Regions from separate parts of the Homo sapiens genome. Here region 1 is linked to region 2. Evidence: read pairs that join two places in POLR2A ChIA-PET (ENCODE). Cell type or tissue: Panc1. All regions are shown on one strand.

The links. Peaks named below come from ENCODE experiments on the same cell type or tissue, not always from the same donor. Only the 100,000 strongest peaks of a DNase experiment are listed, where the experiment ranks them.
Region 1: POLR2A ChIA-PET joins it to region 2 with 7 read pairs; 2 of 35 experiments call an interaction of 5 or more read pairs at or near these places.

Annotation. Positions count from the first base shown.
Region 1 is chr2:216,085,437-216,089,436 of GRCh38, forward strand. All of the region lies in intron 1 of TMEM169 (transmembrane protein 169), which reads left to right. Among named protein-coding and RNA genes, the nearest start is that of TMEM169, 5.5 kb to the left of the region's middle. In Panc1, no CTCF peak of the experiment used is centred here; no DNase peak of the experiment used is centred here.
Region 2 is chr2:215,980,690-215,984,689 of GRCh38, forward strand. All of the region lies in intron 2 of MREG (melanoregulin), which reads right to left. Among named protein-coding and RNA genes, the nearest start is that of MREG, 31 kb to the right of the region's middle. RefSeq lists a silencer at 1,993-2,062. In Panc1, no CTCF peak of the experiment used is centred here; a DNase peak (open chromatin) is centred at 2,022; H3K4me3 peaks cover 401 bases; H3K27ac peaks cover 1,065 bases.

The sequences.
Region 1 (4,000 bases), 100 kb after region 2:
TGAGTGAGGAATTGATTGGAAGGCAGCAAGAGTGGAAGCTGGAAGATAGGAGCATTTTTTTTAGAACCACAGTTAAGAGACAGTGGCCTCCTAGACCAGAGGGGAAGCAGTGGAGATGGGAAAGTTGGGTGGATGAATTTAAGAATTATCTGGGCCGGGAGCAGTGGCTCACGCCTGTAATCCCAGCACTTTGGGAGGCCAAGGCGGGCGGATCACCTGAGGTTGGGAGTTCGAGACCAGCCTGACCAACATGGAGAAACCCCTTCTCTACTAAAAAATACAAAATTAACTGGGCATGGTTGTGCATGCCTGTAATCCCAGCTTCTCAGAAGGCTGAGGCAGGAGAATCGCTTAAACCCAGGAGGCAGAAGTTGTGGTGAGCTGAGATCACGCCATTGCACTCCAGCCAAGGCAACAAGAGTGAAACTCCATCTCAAAAAAAAAAAACAAAAACAAAAAAAGAATTATCTGGATAATTTTTTTCAAGAGTGGCTTAAAAGCAGTTATTCTAAGCACGAGTTCCAGAGTATGAGCATGTTCTTAAAAACCTGTTTTCCCTCCTACAATGACCAAGAGTACAGAGCTAATGGTTGATTGAAGCTAACACTCTGTAATATCACATTTGTAAGAATCTTTTTTTTTTTCTGAGGCAGAGTCTCACTCTGTTGCCCCGGCTGGAGTGCGGTGGTGTGATCTTGGCTCACTGCAACCTCTGCCTCCCGGGTTCAAGCGATTCTCCTACCTCAGCCTCCGGAGTAGCTGAGATTACAGGTGTGTGCCACCATGCCTGGCTAATTTTTGTATTTTTAGTAGAGGGGGTTTCACCATGTTGGCCAAGTTGGTCTCAAACTCCTGATCTCAAGTGATCCACCTGCCTCGGCCTCCCTAAGTGCTGGAATTACAGGCATGAGCCACCGTGACCAGCCTGTTAATAATCTTTAGACTGGAAGTGGAAGTGGAAGATGGGCACAGCTTAACTGCCAGAGAAAAGAACAAAGTCCTCTCTCTTCTCTCAAGTCTATTGATTAAAGCCTTGGAAATTGGGTAAAATTTTCTTTTAACCTCTCTCTTGTGAAATCTAAAAGGAAGGAGAAATGTTTAGAACCTGCTTCTCAGATCAAATACTTACAGCATAATAAAGTATACAAAAATGGGGAAGAGAATCAAGCCTTTCTTTCTTAACAGTTGTTTATGTCATATTTCTGGTAAGACATTTTCTCTTCTGTGTCCTATGAAGTCAACAAGTACATACTGACTTTGTACTACATGTCCAGCCCTGGGGTTTTCCCATTGGTGGTTAAGAAGAAGAGTAAGACAGTTCCTAAACTCTAGAAGTTTGTTATCTACCTAGAAAGATGAATGAAAACTCATGATGCCATCTATAATCTATACAATGATATGAAATGCTGCATAATTAAGTATTAAGTGTATGGTTCAGATGGCAAATGCTATTAAATTACAAATAGAAGGAGGCAAAAGAAAGGGAATAGAAACTAATATTTATGAAGTGTCAGTCACATATTAGGCATTTTATACTGGGCCATTCATTGAATTCTCACCACACACCTGCAACACAGGGTTAGGGTGGGAGGAGAGGACGTGGGGGCTGGGGTAGTCACAGAAGGGGACGTGAGCGAATGAGTCTGTCTTGAGCCAGGCTTGAAAGATGTGGAGAAGCGTGACAAAGATGAAGAAACCAACATAAGCACATGTGTTGAGTAGTCACGTTGCAGGAAAGGGAAGGGGAAAATTGCTACTGAATCCTAGGGTGGGGTGCAAATACGGAGAGCCTCAAACACCAGACAGGCCTTCAGATATATTTTAGTCAGTAATGGCAAGACAAAATAAAAATATTGTTTTGTTTTGTTTATTAATCACCATTAATATGGTAAAAAATGGTAGAGGAATGTCTTCCATTTTAGAATGTCTTCCAGTTTAGAGGAAGTAGTATGAAGGCTGTATTCTGGCATATGGTGGTAGTAGAAATTCAAATGAACAAATTAACAAAAAGATTTCATAGGAATGACTAGCAGGACTTAGAGACTAATTATTATTAGGTATATGGAAATATGTCCTTAATATAGGAAATGGGTTCATCAAAGAACATTCTAGAAGTTTATAGATCTTTGCATAAATGTTGGCGGGTAGTATGGCACAATGAAAATAACATGGGCTTTGAAATTAGCAAACCTGGGTGTCAGTTCCAGTCCCACCACTATACTAGCTATGTAAGCTTGAGCAAATTTCTCCTCTAAATGGGAATAATAAAGGTACCTACTTCACTGGTTTGCTGTGAATATTGAACAATACGATTATTGTAAAGTACTTAGAGCAGCACTTGGCACACAATAAACATCCAATAAGTTTCTGTTGTTACTATTATTCAGTCCAAGTGTCCTCTTCTGCAAAATAATACTTGCTTCATAAAATTGTTGTACCTAGGCTGGTATGGTGGCTCACACCTGTAATCCCAGCACTTTGGGAGGCCGAGGCAGATGGATCACTTGAGGTCAGGAGTTGGAGACTAGCCTGGCCAACATGGTGAAACCCTGTCTGTACTAAAAGTACAAAAATTAATTGCACATGGTGGTGTATGCCTGTGGTCCCAGCTACTCAGGAGGCAGAGGCACGAAAATCGCTTGAACCTGGAGGCTGAGGTTGCAGTGAGCTGACATTGCACAACTGCACTCCAGCCTGGGTGACCAAGCGAGACTCTGTCTCAAAAAAAAAAAAAACAAACAGGCCGGGTGCAGTGGCTCACGCCTGTAATCCCAGCACTTTGGGAGACCGAGGCGGGCAGATCACAAGGTCAGGAGATCGAGACCATCCTGGCTAACACGGTGAAACCCCGTCTCTACTAAAAAAGAAATACAAAAAATTAGCCGGGCGTGGTGGTGGGCGCCTGTAGTCCCAGCTACTCAAGAGGCTGAGGCAGGAGAATGGCGTGAACCCGGGAGGCGGAGCTTGCAGTGGGCTGAGATCACGCCACTACACTCCAGCTTGGGCGACAGAGCGAGACTCCGTCTCAAAACAAACAAACAAACAGACAAAAATTGTTGTACCTAGAACAACTATGCAATATATAGCACATAGTGTTGCTTAATAAATATTTACTGAAGCTGGGCACAGTTGCACATGACTGTAGTCCCAGCTACTCAGGAGGCTGAGGTGAGAGGATTGCTTGAGCCTAGGAGTTCAAGTCAAGCCTGGGCAACATAGAAAGACCCCATCTCTAAAAATAAATGAATACGTAAATATTTTTTGAATGTGTAATTCAGTGAGATAATGCATGTACTGTATAATCAACACAGAACCTACCAAATTACACAATCGGTAAATTCCATAAATGTTGTGGTGTTTCCTTCTTTATCCCTTTCTCCTTTCCTTTCCCCCTTCTCCTTTTTTCTCGGTAACACTGAGAGGTTCTCTGCTGTAAATAAAGATGAGTTTGGTTTGAACATGCTTTGCTAAATAATTCAATTAGAAAATATTCGCCAGGCTATTGGAGATACAATCTTGAGATCTACATTTGGGCGTTCTTGGCATAGAAGTGGTCCTACAGCTGTGTGCAGGAAGGCTGTATATTTTAACAAGAGGAACAGAGTGTGCTGTTGAGAATAGAGGACAATGAATTAAGAATCGGGCCTAGAAAACACTGGCAATTATGGGTTGGAGAAAGCAGATAAGGGAGCAAAAGAAACAGAAGGAAGGTTTGAGAGGTAAAAGAGAATGAGAGTAGAAAGTTAAAGGAGGTGAGGGAAGGTTCAAGAAAGATTTGGGAATTAGTGGAATCAACAGCTTTGGTGTGACAAGGAGAATAAGAATGGTGAAGTGGTCACTGTGATCACATCAGGGACTTTCAAGACTGTTTCTCACCAAAATGAGTGGATCTGTCATCAAATGAAGGAGAAATAGGGTTTTGGACAGCAAACAACAGAACCAAAAAACCAAAAACCATCAGCTGTTCACTGCAGCTACTACCACTTGACTACTTCTATTT
Region 2 (4,000 bases):
GAGGCCAAGGTACTCGGGAGGCTGAGGCAGGAGAATCACTTGAACCCAGGAGGTGGAAGTTGCAGTGAGCAGAGATCACGCCACTGCCCTCCAGCCTGGGCAACAAAGCAAGGCTCTGGCTTAAAGAAAGAAGAAAAGGGAAGAGAAGCAGAGAGGAGGGGAGGGGAGGGGAGGGGAGGGCAGGGCAGGGCAGGGCAGGACAGGGCAGGGCAGGGAAGGGCAGGGAAGGGAAGGGAAGGGAAGGGAACGGAAGAGAAGGGAAATATTAATAACAAGTGTTGGCAAAGATGTAGAGGAACTGGAACTCTTGTACCTTGCTGGTGAAAATGTAAAATGGTACAGATACTGTGGGAAACAGTACCGCAGTTCCTTAAAAAATTTAACAAATTAAATAACTTAAATAAATTAAATAATTAATAACTCATTAAATAAATTACTCTATGATCCAACAATTCCACTTCTAGGTATATGCCCAAAAGAACTGAAAACAGGGACTCAAGCAGATATTTGTACACCCGTGTTTGCAACAGCATTACTCACAAGAGCCAAAACATAGAAGCAACCCGAGTGTCCATCAATGGATGAGTGAGTAAACCGAATGTGGCATATACACACTATGGAATATTATTCCGCTTGAAAAAGGAAGGAAATGCTGACGGCTGCTGCAGTGTGAATGAACTTTGGAAACATTACGCTAAGTGAAGCAAGCTAGCTATGAAAGGACAAATACTGCATGATTCCACTTACAGTACGTACCTAAAGTAGCCAAATTCATAGAGAAAGAAAGTAGAAAGTTGCCAGGAGCTGGGGAGTTATTGTCTAGTGGGCACAGAGTTTTAGTTTGAGAAGATAAAAAAGTTCTGGAGATGCATAATGGTGATTGTTGCCAAAAAATATGAACGTACTCAATGCCACCAAACTGTACCACTTAACTGAAAAATGATTACAAGAGGAAATTTTTGTTATATATATTTTAAATTTAAAAAGAAAGGTGATCCTTGTCTAGGGCAGTCCCAGTTTATATTTTTGGCCTGGAATACTTAATATTAGCAGCCCCTCTCCTCTTACTTAAGAACTTAAGTGACTATGTCCCAAACTGGACAACAGATAGTATAATCACTCTAAGATTAAATAACTATTCAGTATCATCTCATTAGAATATGGCAGAGGTATGCTTCTTATCCTCAAATCTGTCTGATTCCAGAGCCCATGTTCTTCACCACCACACATCCTGCAGAATTGCTAATGATGCTGCTCGCTGGCCTACATCAGGTTTGCCACTATTTATTGTGTCAACTCTGCTGACTTACATGGAGCACTGAGGTGCTACCTACTTAGTAAGAAACACTGGCCGGGCACGGTGGCTCACACCTGTAATCCCAACACTTTGGGAGGCTGAGGTGGGTGGATCACCTGAGGTCAGGAGTTCAAGACCAGCCTGACCAACACTGCGAAACCCTGTCTCTACTGAAAATACAAAAATTAGCCGGATGTGGTGGTGCATGCCTGTAATTCCAGCTAGTTGGGAGGCTGAGACAGGAGAATCACTTGAACCTGGGAAGCAGAGGTTGCAGTGAGCCAAGATCACGCCATTGCACTCCAGCCTGGGTGACAGGAGCAAAATTCTGTCACAGCAAAACTCCGTCAAAAAAAAAAAAAGAAAAGAAAAAAGAAACATTGATTCTCTTAATGCTAATCAAAAGAAATGCTTATATATTTTTTAAAAAGGAGAACGGGGATGAGCAAAGAATAGAAACATCACAGACCGATGAACAGAACATCTTCTGGTATAATCCATGGGTTTTAGTAATCGAATGGTGCAATAGCATCAGGGCCAAAAGCAGGTGGATACAAAACCAACACCAAAACCAGTCACTCCATGACTCAGTTGACACAGGGTGAGTAATGATCAGCAAACATAGACCGGAGTGTCTACTCGAGGCAGGAAGCCAATAACTGCTTGGGAACTTTGTCTTTGACCAAAGAGGTTCCACTGACGCTCTTTCTAAACTCACTGGAGAGCCTGGAGTAATGTTTCTAGTCATGCAGGTTTCTGGGTCACACCGACCTGAGCTGGGATCCCAATGCTCCCAGTCACTTCCTCCAACACTTTGTACCAGTGACAAAGTCTCTAATCATCTGAGTCAAAATGCCTCTTTCATAGGGTTACCGTGAGGATTCAGTATTTGTCTGGAGAACATGAAGCATGTTGCTTAGCATACAGGGTAATATTCTATAAATATTATTACCTAGAAAATAGAGTGCAAGAACCCTTGATTCTCAGATCCTAGTAAGCTTGTTTATTCTCTCCCTCCACCCTGCCCCAAATCCTCTAAACCCAAATAGTCACTAGCAAAGTAAAAGAAAGAATAAATGCATTCAAGAATCCAGATAATCTGGACCTCAAAGAAAGAAGCCTTCGGAGGATCCCAAAATTATCTAGAAAATCGCTTCCCTTTTCCAGTTATTTTGCTCCTCCGTGGTTGGGGTAAAACTTGCAGTCCTATCTCCAAATGTAGCCAATGTTCACCCACTTCTGGAAAAATCAGATGGCCCCGAAAGAGTGGGCTTTGTCCAATTCTTGGGGACATATTGAGACACAGTAATGCAGAGCCAGACTGGAGTATCTCAGTTTCTGAGTGCTTAAGCATTATGTGGCTGGTCCACGATCAGTTCAACCCCCCTTTCCCTGTTTCTCCCACCCAATATTCCAATCAACTCTGTTTTGTTGTCCCTTTTTGTATTAGGGATATGATAGGCTAAGTGTATGACCCAGACATTGGAGACAGCCCCTGGGGGAAGGTCTGTTCCTATCTTAAACATTTTTAAGGAAGTGTTTACAATGTCTGGCAATACCCTAGCAGGTAGTCTTCACGTACTGGGGGCAAATAAATTATAAATGAGGATCATTTATGTGTCTGCCTCTGTAGTTTTAATTTTTTGCTTTTATTTTTAGTTGACATGTAGTAATTGTATGTATTTATGAAGTATTGCCTCTGTAGTTTTAAAAAAATAAAATTTAGCTGCTCCCAGGGGGTTTGGCCAAGTGTGGTTTTCAGAGATCACTCCAGCCACACAAGCATCTGGTGACCATGTGGTTCCTGCTGATGAGTGACAGGCAGGCAGACACATGTCATGAGAGGTATATGCATTTGTCAGCATACAATTACTTAATAGCCTTAAAGGATAAGCGTAGAATTTCTGTCACTCATTATGCCAAATAAACATCACCAGTTTTTGAACCAAAACAGTACTTGAAAGAGTTTATGAGAATGATCTGATAGTTAGTGTATTAGTCTATTTTCATGCTGCTGATAAAGACATACCCCAGACTGAGAAATTTACAAAAGAAAGAGGTTTAATTGGACTTACAGTTCCACGTGGCTGGGGAAGCCTCACAATCATGGCAGAAGGCAAGGAGGAGCAAGTCACATCTTACATGGATGGCAGCAGGCAAAGAGAGAGAACTTGTGCAGGAAAACTCCTCTTTTTAAAAACCATCAGATCTCATGACACTTATTCACTATCAAGAGAACAGCATGGGAAAGACTTGCCCCCATGATTGAATTACCTCCCCCCATGTCCATCCCACAACATGTGGGAATTCAAGGTGAGATTTGAGTGGGGACACAGCCAAACCATATCAGTTAGCATACATCTCCTTAACCAAAAATGTAAGAGCAGCCAGTCACAATGGCTCATGCCTGCAATCCAATGCTTTGGGAGGCCAAGGCAGAAGAATTGCTGGAGCCCAGGAGGTCGAGGCTATCATGAGCTATGATTGCACCTCTGTACTGAAGCCTGGGCAACAGAATAAGACCTTGTCACCAAAAAAAAAAAAAAAAAAAAAAAAAATTAAGGCTTTTTTAGGAGAGTCAAAATGTGAAAGCTATGTACAAACTCCTAAAGGAACTGCCAAACCATAGAAAGAGGCACTAAAACAGGTCAGAGAACACTAAACAAAGTGAAGAAGGGATGGAACAGAGTAGAATGAAATATT